Linked DNA regions of Homo sapiens: region 1 is linked to region 2. Evidence: read pairs that join two places in POLR2A ChIA-PET (ENCODE). Cell type or tissue: HepG2. All regions are shown on one strand. Links, peaks and the distances in the headings refer to the core of each region. The heading gives the core; the rest is flanking DNA.

Evidence for each region. ChIA-PET counts read pairs that join two places held together with the same protein. Peaks named below come from ENCODE experiments on the same cell type or tissue, not always from the same donor. Only the 100,000 strongest peaks of a DNase experiment are listed, where the experiment ranks them.
Region 1: POLR2A ChIA-PET joins it to region 2 with 10 read pairs; 3 of 35 experiments call an interaction of 5 or more read pairs at or near these places.

What each region holds. Positions count from the first base shown.
Region 1 is chr17:50,459,126-50,467,448 of GRCh38, reverse strand. It overlaps ACSF2 (acyl-CoA synthetase family member 2), which reads right to left. Exons shown (of 16, transcript NM_025149.6): 2 at 6,577-6,772; 3 at 6,079-6,207; 4 at 5,763-5,816; 5 at 5,147-5,265; 6 at 4,864-5,029; 7 at 4,198-4,293; 8 at 3,897-4,054; 9 at 3,540-3,631; 10 at 3,155-3,231. It overlaps CHAD (chondroadherin), which reads left to right. Exons shown (of 4, transcript NM_001267.3): 2 at 1,579-1,742; 3 at 2,010-2,155; 4 at 2,400-2,953. The coding sequence ends at 2,151. Among named protein-coding and RNA genes, the nearest start is that of CHAD, 5.6 kb to the left of the region's middle. In HepG2, for the core only: no CTCF peak of the experiment used is centred there; a DNase peak (open chromatin) is centred at 8,208.
Region 2 is chr17:50,640,772-50,649,094 of GRCh38, reverse strand. The region is part of intron 1 of ABCC3 (ATP binding cassette subfamily C member 3); the gene reads right to left. Among named protein-coding and RNA genes, the nearest start is that of ABCC3, 10 kb to the right of the region's middle. RefSeq lists enhancers at 8,073-8,323, 8,045-8,323. In HepG2, for the core only: no CTCF peak of the experiment used is centred there; DNase peaks (open chromatin) are centred at 3,614 and 6,144.

The DNA of each region.
Region 1 (8,323 bases), core at 299-8,298, 180 kb after region 2:
TCACTGCATTCTCAAGTCCATTGCAGCTCAGTAGGCGTGGGACCAAGGGCTCCCCCAGGATGCAAGCATCGTGCCCATGGGCTCCGTGAAGGGGCAAAGGCAAGACCACTATTGTCAATCCTTGGCCCAAGACCCCAGGTGTCTCTCCACAGAGAAGACTGGCGTGACTCACTGTCTCCAGACTGCTAACTGCCCTTTGCCCTCCTCCGTCACTAGACCCATCTCCTGTCTGCATCCTCACTCATTCCTTTCTCCCCTGGGGTGCCCAGTGTCTGGCCAGGTGGGGCTACCTTGGATCAGAGCAGAATCCCTTCTCTGGGACTGGAAAAATCACCCTGGTACAGGGGCTTCAGCCAGGAGGTTTGGGTGGGGAACCAACAAGGTAGAGGAGAGTCTGGTTACTGGAGACCTTCATACCTCAATGTGGGCCACAGGAAAGGGTGCGGGTGTGGAGATGTGGGCAGAATCTCACTTGGGCAGCAGCCAACCTTTGTCTGGGTGGAAGGAGCCTGCTCAAGCCTGCCCTTCTTCAGCCCTGCCTCTCCCCAGCTGAAGTTGGAGTCCCCTGTGGCCCACCAGTGCCAGAGTGGTCTTTCAGTGGGCAGCAGAGCAGCGAATTAGGGGCTGGTTTGGGGCAGGGGAGGCCAGACAGGAATTGTGGCGCCTGGGCAAAGGTGTGGGCACCAATAGAACATTTCCTCTGGAGCCGTCCAACCTGGCCAAAGGCTCCACCAAGGTGGCTTCACAAATAGCGTCTGGCTGGCAGTGGGGGAGCAGTGAGGACAGAGCTGAGGGAAGTCCTGGGACCCTGGGACTGTGGGGAGCCTGGGCCCACTGCCCACTCCACCAAGCACAGACCAAGTTCACCGTGTACCAGTTTGGATTGCTGGGGCCAAACTCTGGCAGCCCCACAGTCCCAGTGTTTGTGCAGGGATTGTGGTGCCAGGGGAAGAGGAGCTGGGTGTGGTCCTGTGGCTACTGTTTACCCACTGCTGTGACCCAGGGCAAAGGACTGCGCTTTTTCCGTTTCCCCATTTGCATATTGAAAATAACACCACCTGGCTGGGCGTGGTGGCTCACGCCTGTAATCCCAGCACTTTGGGAGGCTGAGGCGGGTAGATCACGAGGTCAGGAGATCGAGACCATCCTGGCTAACATGGTGAAACTGCGTCTCTACTAAAAAAATACAAAAAAATTAGCCGGGCATGGTGGCGGGCACTTGTAGTCCCAGCTACTCAGGAGGCTGAGGCCGGAGAATGGCGTGAACCCGGGAGGCGGAGCTTGCAGTGAGCTGAGATCGTGCCACTGTGCTCCAGCCTGGGCAACACAGTGAGACTCCATCTCAAAAAAAAAAAAAGGAAAAAAAAAAAAAAAAGAAAATAACACCATCTGTCTCAAAGGGGGTTGTGTAGATTGGATTATCTGAGATCACTTGGTCATACTGCTTTGAAAACTGGGAAACTCCTCAAAGTGCTATGGCTCAGGTTCAGGGAAGGATCCTGCCCCTCTGGCACTCGGGTGCTTACTCATTCACTCATGACCACCTTGCTCCCACCTTGCTCCCACCTTGCTCCCCAGTTCTCAGATGGTGCCTTCCTGGGTGTAACCACGCTGAAACACGTCCATTTGGAGAACAACCGCTTGAACCAGCTACCCTCCAACTTCCCCTTCGACAGCCTGGAGACCCTCGCCCTTACCAATAACCCCTGGAAGTGTACCTGCCAGCTCCGGGGCCTTCGGCGGTAAGAACACTTCCATGTCACTCCCAGAGCCCACCCTCATGTGATAGAGGCACATTAGCCCTGCACTAAGACATGTTGGACATGCATCCTAGATCTGCTACCTAATAAGCATGGGACCCTGGGAGCCTCAGTTTCCCCATTTGTAAAATGAAGATGACAGCTTCAGACTATCCTGTGGCCAAGTCAATCCTGGCCCCATAGTTCACTGCCCTTCCCCCCAGCACTCCCACCTTCTTCCCCAGCCCCAGCAAGTTTCTGTCTCTCCAGGTGGCTGGAAGCCAAGGCCTCCCGCCCAGATGCCACCTGTGCCTCACCTGCCAAGTTCAAGGGCCAGCACATCCGTGACACGGACGCCTTCCGCAGCTGCAAGTTCCCCACCAAGAGGTCCAAGAAAGCTGGCCGCCATTAAACAGGTGGGGGCCAGGTAAACAGGTCCCCTATGTCCCTCTTTGGTGATTCCAGCAAGTGAGCTGGTATCTTCCAGGATACCCCCTGGCCCTGGAGGGTCAGGCAGACCCTCCATTTTTACAGAGAGAGGAGGGGACGACTGGGTCCCCTGTTGAAGGGAGGAAAAGGTCCTGCCCAGGACTTCCACCATTTTCTTCAAGCATCATCTGTGTTGTTGGAGTACTGACATCGATCTTTGCCTCTTTGCAGGTTCTGACCCAGCCAGTCCTGGTGACTGGCCTCTGCCTTCCACCGGAGAGACTACTGACCTTCTCACCTCCACCCATACCTTCTCCCCACAGCCTCTGCTGATGCACAGAGCTGCCTACACCTAGACACGTCCTGGCAGGGGGCCTCGGGCACTCCACTACCAACCCAGCTCCACCCAGCAGTGTCCTGGGGAGAAGGAAGGCTGAGCCTCTCCCCAGCCTTCATGCCTTCCCCACCCTCCAGCTCCTCTTGGAGAAGCTGTTGCTGAGACCCCCCCCCCAAGTCAATCAGAACCACAACAGGTTGGTCATCAGGATGGCCACCCTCCCAGGATCATCCTTCCTCTGTTCCTCTTTCCCTGCCACGTGGAAACAATCATCAGATCCTTGCCCCACCCCTTGCTTCCAGAAAGGGTTTTAAAGCCCATGCCCCAACTCTGCCAGCCCCCACCTGCCAGGACGTTCTAGCAGGACATCGGTGCTTTGCTGTCCATCTTCCCATGCTGCAATTTCTTCCTGAGATTTCTATAAATATAAATGTATGTATGTATTATATTTACTCCCCTGCCACCTATCTCCTTCACCCACCAGGTGCTGATGAGGTCAGACTATCTTTTCTCACATCTGCTTTCTGGAAGGAGGGCTGGCTGAGAGGGTCTCCTTTGAACATCTGGCCTGGACTCATCCCCATGTCTGTCCATCTGCTGTCATCCCAGGCCTGGCCTGCCCACAGCCCGGGCCGCAGTCACCACTCACCACCAGGTCCTTCATATTTATCTTGTTGATGATGGCTCGGATCAACTCTGGAGGTGCAGGGGACCCAGCAATGACACCTGAATCAGAGAGAGGGCTGACACAGCTCCCCAATTCTCCAGGCCCAGTGGAGTCCTTTCACCTACAGCTCATTCAGGGGAGGAACATTCCCTTTTCTCCTCTGACCCCGAGCCTTTCCTACACCTGGCAGCTGGCCCTGGGCTGGTGTCCAGGGACACTGGGGATCTCCCTCCCTCCCACCCACATTTTTACAGCGTCCTTCTTGCCCCCTATATAAAAGACTGGGAGCATAGCTAACTCACCCGGGCCATTCCTGTGGGGGAAGCAGCCCCCTCCCCAAGCCTGGCTGCCCTTGGCCCCACCCCACCTCCACACATGGTCGAGATGTCATAACTGGAGAAGTCTGGCTGGTTCAGAATGTCCACGAACATCGTGGGGGTACCATACAGGAAGGTGCCTCTGTATAGGAGGAGGTCTCGAAATTAGGCTTGGAAGTGGAAGGGAACTCCCTGTTCTCACCCACCCCGCCATGAAACTGCAGCAAAGGGAATAGGCAGGAGAAGCTCCTGAGGCAGGAACTGGTCCTCTCCTGGGGGTCCTCCACTGTCCCCATCCTCAGTCTCCTGGCTGGAGGGAGGAGGCAGCTTGGAAAGGTGTCAGGGCCCAGGAGTGAGGAAGAAGAGGGTTTTATCAGCCCACAAGTAGCCTGTCCACCAGTGCCCACCTCTCTCTGCTGATGGCCTCCAGTGCCTTCTTGCCATTGAAGATGGGAGAGGCCAGGATGAGGGTGGCACCGTACATCAGACACATCATTGTGCCTGCCACGGAACCCAGGCAATGGTACAGGGGGTTGGGCAGGATCATCCGCAACTGCTCTGGTGTCTGGTGATGGAGACAGGAGGCTGGGTCTGTCTTGGAGCCAGACGCCAGTTCCTCTCTAGCTGGCAAGGGGAGCCCAGCCAGCCCCCCACCCCTGCCTGAGCCACCCCTCCTGCAGCCTTGCCCTGGGCCTAGTGCCGCCTCACCTTCTCATGCAGTTTCAGGCGCTCTCCTAAAATGTTGGAGTTGTTGACAATGTTGTAGTGGGAGAGGGTGGCCCCCTTGGGGCTGCCTGTTGTCCCCTGACAAGGCAAACAGGGCATGGCTTGGCCTCCTTCTCATCTCCTTCCCACCCTGGGCCACTGCCTTGAAGAGCACGGGACCGGGAATCAGGAGACAGGGATTGTTGCCCCAGATCCATCTGTTCAGTATATTTGCAAAAGGTCTACCACGATACCAGGTGTCAGGGTCCAGCAATGCAGAAGATAAGGTCTCCGTTCTCATGCCACTTACATGGCCCAGAGAACTCTGCCACCCACAAGCTGGCTTGGGCAAATTCTCTCTTCTGCGTCTCTGATTCCTCATCAGCTAAATGAGGGGCAGCCTGTAGCAGTTCCAACCTGTGTTGGTTCAGTGAATCTGCCACTGCACCGGGAACAAGAGGGCTGGAGTGGAGAGGGCGGGGGGCTAGGGGAGGAAATGTGACAAGGACACCAGGTGCTGATATTTTCCAGGGCAGAGAGGACAGCTGAAGGCCAGTCTCAGTAAAGAAGGCATGCTCTCCTCTGCTGTCTCCCCATCCCCGCGGAAGTGTCACAGGGACAGGGGGCATGTGTCCATCTGGGCTTGGGGCCTGGAGACCTCTGCCCTACCGAGGTGAACTGGATGTTGATGGGGTCATGGCAGGACAGGAACTGCTGGTTGTATTGGAGCTGGTCCAGATGCTGCCGTGTGCTGCCAGCCGCCACCACTTCATCCAGGAGCAGGGTCCCCGGCAAAGGGGCATCCACCGAGATGACTGTGGTCAGATCTGGGAGCCTGGGGTTGGGGACGATGGTGAGAGACAGGGGCTGAGGGAGGGGGCAGGGTGGGTAGGAAGTGAAGGAATCAGGGATGCTGAATGATGCACCACCCACTAACCTGGGACACACCCACCTCTGACTCTTCAAGGCCCCTGGCTGGGCATTCTCCACTTCTGGACAGATCTGCTTCAGGACGTTGTAGTATTGCTGGGTCTTGAATTGCTTGGGGAACACAAGGGCCTTGCAGCCCACCTGTGGAAGGGGAGTCCCCCACCTCCAGTCAGCGGGGAGCCCCAGACTAGAGCTCTGGGGGAGTCCTCACTAATCAGCTGCTCTCATACAGATGCACCCGCTTCTGACACACACACCTCCAGCACACTCACAGGCACCACACTCCAAGACAAATGCACACATGTACCAGCCCCGAGACACACACACCACACCCTGAGACACATATGCATCACATATGAGGATGGACACACGCACACACACACACACACACACACACCTCTGCCCTGACACACACATGCCCCCGTCCCTGCACACTCACGCCAGGTTTGTGTCTGACCAACCACGCTCTCCTTGGAGTTGGGGCCACCTTCCAATCACACATGGCCTAAGGAAGGACACTCTGCGTATCACCCGCCTATGCATGCCCTAGCTCACACCGTCAGACTCTGACAAGCAGAGTCTGTGCAGCCCCCTGTGCCAGGCCCCAGCCGGGCCCCTCCCCGACAAATGAGCTGTACCTTCTTGAGGACATACTCCAGTTCCATAGCCTGGTAGGCTGGGTTCACAGACACCTGGTGGAAGCGGCGAGGGCATATCAGTATTCTGGGCAGACCCTGTCCCTCCTGCTGCCCCTCCGCCCCCAGGAGGCATAGAGGCAGCACTCTACAGCCCCCTAACTCCCAGAGACCTCCTTGGTGGGCCTCAGGAGAAAGCACTACCTGGTTTGAAACCAACAAGGCACTGGTTTGATCCTGGGGCTGAGGGCCTGAGGGGCTCCCCTTCAGTGATGTTCCCCCATGCACACCAAGCTGTGCCAAGCAAGCCCCTCCTCACCAGAATGATGCCCGCCTGGGCGGTGGCCAACTGCATGAGCACCCATGCATAGGAGTTAGGTCCCCACATGCCCAGCCGGTCACCTTTGCAGAGGCCAATGCTCAGGAGGCCAGAAGCAGCTTTGTCCACCTAGTGTAAAAGATGGGGCGCAAGGGGTGAAAGGGGGCAAGCAGGAAGGGGCCCAAGACTCCCACCCTCAGCCCTTAGCCCGGAGTTCTCATCACAGTCACTGGGGACAAAGGGACAGGCAGATTCCCAGCCTCAGTGGGTCTGCCCTGGGGCCTGCATAGTTAACAGGTGCCCCAGGAGCTGCTGATACAGGAGGCATTGGACCCCTTGTGCGTCAGTCCTGTCTCCTTCTCCTGCCATCCCTCGGGGTTCTCTGGCAGCCCTAGCACATTGCCCCATAGCCAGGTGCCCACGCTCCTGGTTCTGCCCAGCTAGGGCAGCTTGGGAGCTAGTACTTGCCCACTTTGAGGTTTCCAGGTCAGGACCCACCTCCTCCTTGAGTTGGGCAAAGGTCAACCTGACGTCTTCATGGAGGACGACCAAGGCCTCTCGTTCTGGGACCCTCTGTGCTGTGGTCTCCAGGCACTGGCCCACAGTCTTGCTGTTAAGATGCTTTTTGGTGCACCCCTGAACGTAGCTGAGGCCTCCGATGGGCGTGGAGACCATGCGATCCACCTCTCTGGAACTGTAGGGAGAGGAGCTATGGGTTTGACTGTCCCAGATCAGTCTCCCTGGAACCAAGGGCATGGCACACCCAGCCAAGCCAGGGGGTAGGCTGCTGACAATGTGTTAGAGACCACTAGGTTTCCTCCAGATCTTCTTGTAAGCCTAAAATCCCCCAGACCCTTTTCCCAACCTCAAGCCTAATCCCAAGGCAGCAGGACAGGGACAAGGTTACACCAAGCTGGAGCAAAGGGCCCTCCTTCGCCTTCCCGGGAAAGGTGAGATGCCATAGTGAAGCCTGGGAGAGCCTGCCTGTGCAGACAGACAGATCTTACAAAGCAGGACCATGCCTTCACCCCTAGCCCCTGCCTCCTGGAGAATAAACAGGTCACTGGGGTCCTTCCTGAGGAACCAGGGAAGCGTGCCTGGACCCTGGGCTTGAATCCAAGGTCTTAGGATTTTAGACTCCTTGGTGGGCCAGTTTTTCTCCTGAGGGCCTGAAAGCCAAAGACAGAATAGGAAAGGGATAAAGGAGAGGGCAGATGGAGGCCCTAAGAGAGGCAGCTGGGCGGCCCCTGTTATTCCACAGGCCTGTAGGTGTTCAGTGCCAGGTGCTAAAGATCCTGGGCACCTGCAGATGAAGAAGAAAGCCCCTATATGCCAAATGGCACCTGGGCTCCAGCTCCCACTCTCAGATGATGTCACAAGGCAGGCAGGCAGTTTCTGTCTCCAGGGAATTAAGAAGCTGGCTGAAAGCAGCCAGTTAAGGCAAAGGGGCCAGATGTCAGATAAGCAAGGGGCACCAAGAGCCTGAGAGTACTGAGCTGGGGATGTTGAGTGGAGGAAGCAGCCAGCTCGGGACCTGGCTCGGGTTCTAGTCTGGGGCCGGGACTCTTCACCTCTCACATGTGGCTACCTATCCATTTCAGTGCACAGGTGGAAACAGGTCTGGGTAGAGGCCTGGGCAGTCACGGGAGTAGTAACCTACTCCCCAGTTTTCTCCATCGGCCTTTCAGGAACTACCCATCTCCTCCCAGCCCTGCCAGGTAAGAGACAACCCCTAAGTAAGGGCACGTCAAGCTGGAGGAGAACCTGCACTTCCATTACTGCTCCACTTAACTTTCCCCACCTTTTATTAACTGTGGCACCTGAGCCAGGCATGGTGGCTCACACCTGTAAAGTCTTGCCAGCACTTTGGGAGGCTGCAGCAGGAGGATCGCTTGAGCCCAGGAGTTCGAGATCAGCCTGGGCAATATAGGGAAACCCTGTCTCTATGAAACATTTTAAACAATTAACCAGGTATGGTGGCGCATGCCTGTAGTCCCAGCTACTCCGGAGGTTGAAGGGGGAGGATCACTCGAGCCTGGGAGGCAGAGGTTGCAGTGAGTCATGGTTGCACCACTGCACTTGAGCCTGGGTGACAGAGAGAGGCCCTGTCTCAAACAACAAACCAATAAAACCCAGTGGGACCTGGCAAGTTATCTGTTTACTCTTTGGCTCGAAGGGGATGAAGAGACTGCCTTGCCTATTCCATAGCAGGGCCATGACGTTCAAGCGTGAACAGGCCTGCAAA
Region 2 (8,323 bases), core at 93-8,092:
TGTCGCCCAGGCTGGAGTGTGGTAGTACGATCTCAGCTCACTGCAACCTCTGCCTCTGAGGTTCAAGAAATTCTCCTGCCTCAGCCTCCCGAGTAGCTGGGATTACAGGCACGTGTCACAATGCCCAGCTAATTTTTGTATTTTTAGTAGAGGGGTTTTGCCATGTTGGCCAGGCTGGTCTCGAACTCCTGACTTCAAGTGATCCGCCTGCCTCGGCCTCCCAAAGTGCTGGGATTACAGGCGTGAGTCACTGCACCCGACCTGTGGTGATTCTTGCGGCTTGGCTGTCTCAATATTTTGGAGTAAGACACTAAAGAGTTGGCTGCTCTGTGTGTTGGGGGCAGGTGGATTTGGGACTGGATCTGGGACTCCTCAGGGCAATCTGTGAACAATGATGAGTGAGAGTACCAAGGACCAAGGACCAAGAAACAGCTACTGAAGACAGAGTACCGAGGACCAAGCTTATTGGCTGTTGGGCTTCACTGCAGAGTGATCAAGTAGGAACCTGGTCCTTTAGGGAAGACTCCCCCAACAACTGGAAGAATCTGGAGGTCTTTTCTCTGGGACCAATTTAGGAGTGAGGGCTGAGGGTTCTATCCTTCAGTATGCAGACTTTTACTTAATTCCACAGAATAAACTGCTGGTCTTCTGTGAGGTGGCTGGAATTTGCCTGGCTTTGAGAGGAGATGGATAAGTATCTTGGGTGTTTCATCTCTCCTTATGCATTCTCCTAGCAGCCGCTGCTTTCAGCCCTGCTCTTCCCCTTGCCTCCTTCAGCCCTCCAATCCCCGAGCTTTTACAGACTCCAAATGGCCTTTGGTTTCAGTTGTTCTCTGCTGTGTCAGTGATCACTCCTCAACCTGTTTCTCACTTTCCAAAAAGGTGTTAATATCTTGTCTGCTGTTGTCTCCTCTTCTCTTTGTCCTTGTAGGTTTACATTCTTTATTCCTTACTGTCACTTTGATGGAAAATCAGGAAGGACTGGAGATAAAGTCTTGTGTTCAATCCACCCTATAGAACCAGAAGTCCTTCCAACTACAATTTTTTTTTTTCTTTTGGGCAGAGTCTTGCTCTGTCTCCCAGGCTGGTGTGCAGTGGTGTGATCTCAGCTCACAGCAACCTCCGCCTCTGGGATTCAGGTGATTCTCCTGCCTCAGCCTCCCGAGTAGCTGGGATTACAGGCTTCCACCACCACGCCCGGCCAATTTTTGTATTTTTAGTACAGACGGGGTTTTGCCATGTTGACCAGGCTGGTTCTCAAACTCTTGACCTCAGGTCATCCACCCGCCTTGGCCTCCCAAAGTGCTGGGATTACAGGTGTGAGACACCATGCCCAGCCTCCAAGGGCGAATTAAATAGACCCGTTTCAGACTTTATGCAGGACCTCCCTGCAACAGTGTGGGCTTCCCCCATCTCTTGGAAACTACTCTTTCCTGGTCTCCTGGTTTCTTGGCAAGCATTCCTTGCTGTCTCCTTATCTTCCTTCCAGTTCACCCTGTGGACATGGGCCCTAGCTCCCAAGTTCAGACCTTGGTCCTTGGTGCTCTCTCTCATCATTGTTCACAGATTGTCCTGAGGAGTCCCAAATCCAGATCAACAGCTCAAATCACCTCCTGAGCCTCAGCGCCTACTTCCTGCTGCCTCTCAGATGGCGTCACCATCTGTCTGCAGCCACCTCATATTCAATACCTCTCAAAGTAAGATCCTTCACTCCCTGCCAGAACCAGCCCTTCCTTTGGCCTTGCCTGCCTCTGCCAAGGGCATCACCATTCTGCCAGCTACCCTGACACCTGTAGGGACATAGGTCCTATTGATTCTTGATGGAAGCATAGTAGCTGGACAAAGAGGTGTTTGAGACTTGGCAGGGAAAGGTTAAGCACCTTGGCCAAGGTCACACAGCTTAAAAGAACTCACACTTGGCCGGGCACAATGGCTTACACCTGTAATCCCAGCTCTTTGGGAGGCTGAGGTGGGAAGATCACGAGGTCAGGAGTTCGAGACCAGCCTGACCAACATGGTGAAATCCCGTCTCTACTAAAAATACAAAAATTAGCTGGGCGTGGTGGCAGGCACCTGTAATCCCAGCTACTCGGGAGGCTGAGGCAGGTGAACTGTTTGAACCCGGGAGGCGGAGGTTGCAGTGAGCTGAGATTGTGCCACTGCACTCCAGCCTGGTGACAGAGGGAGACTCCGTCTCAAAAAAATAAAAAATAAAAAGAAGAAGTCACACTTAAGCTGTGTGATCTTGACCCAGGTTCTTAACCTCTCCCCTCTCTGGGCCTTGGTTTCTTTAAGGGTAACATTGGGATGATAATATCTCTTACCTGGTTCCTCCCACCTGGCCCCTTGGCCAGACCCTCATCTCTTCATGAGCAATTGCCATAGACTTCTGGTCTCTTCCCTTCAGATTCCCTGGGGTCCCAGATCCTGCATGGTTTTCCCCTTCCTTTCTGGCCATGCCATCACAGTCTCTTTGCTGATTCCCCTGCCTGGTGCAAGAGGGTCCTGGAGCTCAGTCCTTTCCTCTTCTCTGCCTCCTTCCTATCTGCACTCAACCTCTTGGCAATCCCATGCAGTCTCATATGATGATATGATGTACCATCTATATGCCAATGACTTTCAAGTCTATCTCTCCAGCTCATTGCTCCCCAAATCTCCAGCTCCATATCTAACTGCTGACTTGACATCTTCACTCCATACACCCTACAATAGCCTGCATAGACCTGCACAATGTCCCTTCCCCCAACCCATGACCCTCTCCCCGCCTTTCCTGCTTCACTCCAGCCACTGGCCTCCTTGCTGTTTCTAAATGCACTTGCTGCTCCTGTCTCAGGGCCTTTGCACTTGCTCTTCTCTCTTCCTGGAACACTCCTCCCCCAGACATCCTGAAGTCTTTCTTTCTCAATGAAGCCTACCCTGACCATCCTGTTTAATACTGCCACCTGTGTCCCACCCCTGTATTCCCAATTCTCCCACCCTTCTCCGCTTTTTCTTTTCTCTATAACACCTATCACCTTTTGACATGATATATAATTTACTGATTTATTATATTTTCTCTCATCTTTTCCTTTACTTGCTGACATGTAAGCTCTTTGAAGGGAAGAACCTTTATTTTATTTATCTATGTATCCTAAGTACTTAGAATGGTGCCTAGCACATAGTAGGTGCTCAGAAAAAAGATTTGCTTAAATAAATCAAATATTTATTGAAGACCAGGGACATTGCCCAGTGCTTTGAGAGGCCAAGGCAGGAGCATCACTTGAGGCCAGGAGTTTGAGACCAGCCTGGGCAACATAGCAAGACGCTGTCTCTACAAAAATGTAAAACATTAGCCTGGTCTGGTGACAGGCACCTGTAGTCCCAGTTACATGGAGGCTAAGGCGGGAGGATCTCTTGAGCCCGGGAGTTTGTTGCTGCAGTGAGCCATGATTATGCCACTCCACTCTAGCCTGAGCAACAGAGCAAGACCTGGACTCTTAAAAAAAAAATACACACACACACATACACGTTTATTGAATAAATGAATGAAAGAATAATAGTATACCATCCCTTTAAACTTTCAGTAGCTCCCTACTGCCTAGAAGGCAAAGTTCAAACATTTTACTATGGCATTCAAAGCCCACAGCTGGCCTTGAACTATCTGGCTATGTGAACTGTTGAATAATCTATATGCTTGAGTTCTGAGTTCTCCCATCTTTTTTTTTTTTTTTTTTTTTTTTTTTTGATGGAATCTTGCTCTGTCGCCCAGGCTGGAGGGCAGTGGCACAATCTTGGCTTACTGCAACCTCTGCCTCCCGTGTTCAAGTGATTCTCGTGCCTCAGCCTTCTGAGTAGCTGGGATTACGGGCGTGCACCACCACGGCTGGTTAATTTCTTTCTTTTTTTTTTTTTTTTAAGGCCAAGTCTCGCTCTGTCACCCAGGCTGGAGTGCAGTGGTGCGACCTTGGCTCACTGCAACCTCTGCCTCCAGGGTTCAAGCGATTCTCCCACCTCAGCCTCCTGGGTAGCTGGAATTACAGGCACATGCCACTACGCCAGGCTAATTTTTGTTTTCTGTTTTTTTGTTTGCTTGTTTTTGAGACGGAGTCTCGCTCTGTCGCCCAGGCTGGAGTGCAGTGGCGTGATCTCGGCTCACTGCAAGCTCCGCCTCCCGGGTTCACGCCATTCTCCTGCCTCAGCCTCCTGATTGGCTGAGACTACAGGCGCCCGCCACCATGCCCGTCTAATTTTTTGTATTTTTAGTAGAGACGGGGTTTTACCGTGTTAGCGAGGATGGTCTCGATCTCCTGACCTTGTGATCTGCCCACCTCGGCCTCCCAAAGTGCTGGGATTACAGGCATGAGCCACTGCACCCGGCCTTGGTTTTTGTTTTGTTTTGGTTTTGAGACGGAGTCTCACTCTGTCACCTCGGCTGGAGTGCAGTGGCACGATCTCAGCTCTCTGCAACCTGTGCCTCCAGGGTTCAAGTGATTCTCCTGTCTCAGCCTCCCAAGTAGCTAGGACCACAGGTGCACACCACCACACCCAGCTAAATTTTGTATTATTAGTAGAGATGGGGTTTCACCATGTTGGCCAGGCTGGTCTGGAACTCCTGACCTCAAGTGATCTGCCAGCCTCAGCCTCCCAAAGTGCTGGGATTACAGGGGTGAGCCACCATGCCTGGCCAAGTTCTAGCATCTTAAGAAAACAACTCATGGAAGGGGAGTGATCTGCACTCCCTGCTTCCTTTCCCCAACCTCCCCAGCCTGCCTTCCCTTCTTCCTTTTTTTTTTTTTTTTTTTTTTGAGACGGAGTCTGGCTCTGTCACCCAGGCTGGAGTGCAGTGGTGTGACCTTGGCTCACTGCAACCTCCACCTCCCGGGTTCAAATGATTCTCCTGCCTCAGCCTCCTGAGTAGCTGGGATTACAGATGCCCGCCACCACGCCCAGCTAATTTTTGTATTTTTAGTAGAGACGGGGTTTCACCGTGTTGGTCAGGCTGGTCTCGAACTCCTGACCTTGTGATCCGCCCGCCTCAGCCTCCCAAAGTGCCAGGATTTCAGGCGTGAGCCACTGTGCCTGGCCTGCCTTCCCTTCTTAATCCCATCTGGGGCAGCCCTCTGCCCTCCAGTGCCCCTGCCCACCTGCGAGATGGCTCTTCCCAAAATACAGCTTTGTGCCTCTTGCCTCATGCCCACAAACCTGCAGTGACTCCTGCTGCTCATGAAGCCACATCCTAGCACCCAACCTGGTCCTCAAGACCCCCCCCATGGCATCTCCTCCCACCTCCTTTCCCATTGCTCCCTTCCCCCACAGCCAACTCACTTCATCCTAAATCTGCTCTGAGATTCTTGCTCCTACCCCCTTGCTCAACCTAGTCCCTCTTTTTACCACTTGTCAAAATCCTAACCTAACCACTCCAGGGAGGGGTGACAGGCCTGGCTGAAAACCCACCTTCTTCATCTTGAGCACCCTTCCTCCTAGAGAGATCCCCTTCCCTGGAGCGTCACTCTTGGCCTTGACAATGTTTGGTGAGGGCCTTGGTGAGTCAGGCAGTGGGCTGGGTTCTGCAGATACAGTGGCACGTTGGGCAGGCCTATCCCTGCTCTGTGAAGCATGCAGTCAGGGACATGCTGCCTGGGGGCATTTCATTGAAGGCCCAGGTGGGCAGAAGTTGTACCATGTACATCTTGTCCTATTCAGTATTCAGTATTCAGTAGTCCTATTCAGTATTCAGTAGTTGCTCAAACAATGTGAGCCAAGGACCCACATACTCTTGCTGAGTCTCTGACATGCTGGCCCAGGCCTGGACACTGGGTCACAGGACACACCTCTAGGCCTGATCAGGTACTCCAGTTAGTTGCCATCCAGATAGCCTGTCCCAAAGCTGCCCTGAACCCAGATCTTCAGGTCTCTGGGCCGGAGTGTACATCCCATTTCTCTGGGCCCAGCCAGAGCCTCATCTACATGGGGCCTCTCTGGGGCACCCCAGCCTCTGACCTTTCCTTGCTTTTCCCTGGCAGCCAGTTAAGTGAGGAAAATAAAGGCCCCTAATGTTTCTCCCGCATTTTATTACTGCACTTACCTAGTTGTTATCTGGATGTTGTCTCAGAACAACTTCCAGGGGTATATAGGAGGGGCACTGTTAGGCCCAGTGTACAAAAGAGAAACTACACCCACTTTGGCAACAGGTTCAAGGACACCCAGCAGTGTGTGGCCGGGACAGGCACCCAGGCTTTGTGATGCCACACGGGGCCATTGACTCACAAGGGAGTGTGCATGTTGAGGACAGGAGCCCAGGCGTGGGGACATGGTGGGAATCGCTGTGTGCACTTGCAGGCCGGTGGCATGGCTCTGTAAGGCGGGTGGGGAGTGGCCACAGGAAGAACCCAACCCCGATGCGGAGAATCCAGGATGGCTTCTGCCACTTTTGAGCCATGCAACTGTTGGTGAGCCCCTTCGTGCCCTTGAACCTCAGTCTCCACCTGTGAGTAATGGGAGTGATGACAGCATCTGGTCACCTCCCCACAGCGGGGAGAAGGTGAGGGAGAATGAACAGCAAAGCACTTCGATGGCAACGGGACAACACTCAGGGAAGCGGGTGATGGAGCCTCCAGCTGTCAGGCCCGTGTTTTGGTTTCGCAGACACCTGCTCTGTGGCAACAACCAGGGGACTTTGGGGCTGTGAGAACTGGGTGGCTGCTTTGACCCTCAAGGGCATTCAGCCTGGGCTCCTTTCCTTGAGATAAGCATGTCCCACCTGGGCAGGGCCCTCCCTAGGAGGCAGGGGGTACCCGCCCACACAGGCCCTCACCCCTAACTCCCTATTTGGTTCACTCCAGACCCTGAGCTAGGACATCAACTATGGGACACGTCATACAAAACACGTCCAGAACTGAGCTCTTGGCCGTCCCTGCCTTTCTAGCCTGCCTGGCCCGGGGATGGCAGTTCCTTCCTCCTGTCTCTCTTCCCAGACCAGAGTCCTTGGAGTTGCCCCTGATTCTTCTCTTTCTCTCACATCCCACATCCGGTCTCTCAGCAAACCCTGTCCATTCTACCTTCAAATTACAGGTTGAACGGCATGACAGTGCCACATTCAACTGTTCTTTTTTTTTTTTTTTCCCCACTGTAATCTTGACCTCTTGGGCTCAAGCGATCCTCCTGCCTCAGCCTCCTGAGTAGCTGGGACTACAGGCATGTGCCACCACGCCCAGCTAATTTTTTAATTTTTTTGTAGAGATGGGGTCCCACTATGTGGCCCAGACTGGTCTCGAACTTCTGGGCTCAAGTGATCCTCCTGCTTCGGCCTCCCAAAGTGCTGGGATTACAGGCATGAGCCACTGCACCTGGCCTTTATGATTCTTGTTTTACTGCCTCTTCCCACTAGAGTATATGCTCCACGAAGACAGATTCTTTAGCTCTGTATTCTGCAGTTGATGGTATTTCCTGTTGCTTAGAGCAGGGCCTGGCACAGAGAAGGTACTCAATAACCATCTATTGAACAAAAGAATGAATAAACAAATGAATAGATAAATGGAGGGTGCCAACTCCAGCCGCAGCCTCTGCAGCTTCATGCCCAGGAACACAGTGTTCTCTCCCTGGTACCAAGGCCACAGTTCTTGGCACCCAGAAGGGTCTCCAACTCAGTTATGTGTAAAATGAAGGTGAGGACAGGGCCAGTGAAGGTTATTCCCTGGACCCTGTAACACTCCCTGAATCCCTGCAGGGCAGGATGACGATCCCTACTCAAGGCTCTCCTCTCATTCCCGCTCTGAAGAGCACTGCTGGGAGGTGAGAGCTGAGCCCACAGCCCCCTCCCCCACCATCACCCACACAGTTTCCACAGCAACAACAGCTTCCTTAATAATGCGATTAAACAGCTGGATGGGGCTGATAAGGGGTAAGGTCCCACATCCAGAATGGACCACGTGGCAGAGGCCCCCTCATGGCAGACTTCATGGTCACTGAAGCTGAAATCACTGCAGACTCATACAGGCGATGGGGGCGGGGGGTGAGGACCCCGGAGCCCTCTGCCCCAGCTTTGCCAGGGACTTCCCAAGCCCTGGGGGCCCCAGGCCTGTTGACAGTCTCTGTCATGAGAAGAGTCATTACTTCCCTATTCCTGTGTGGTACTGGAGAAGGAAGCCACCACTGCAGGGCAGCTCCTGAAGTCCCAGATAGGGAAGGGATGAACAGACAAGACCATTGACTCAGCAGCAATGAAGGCGTGGAGAGAGCAAGGACACGTGCTGATCCCCACTCACCCTCCCTCAGCCTTTGGAAGGCCTGGGGGCAGGGGTCAAAAACTGGCTGTGCTGTAATCCCAGCACTTTGGGAGGCCGAG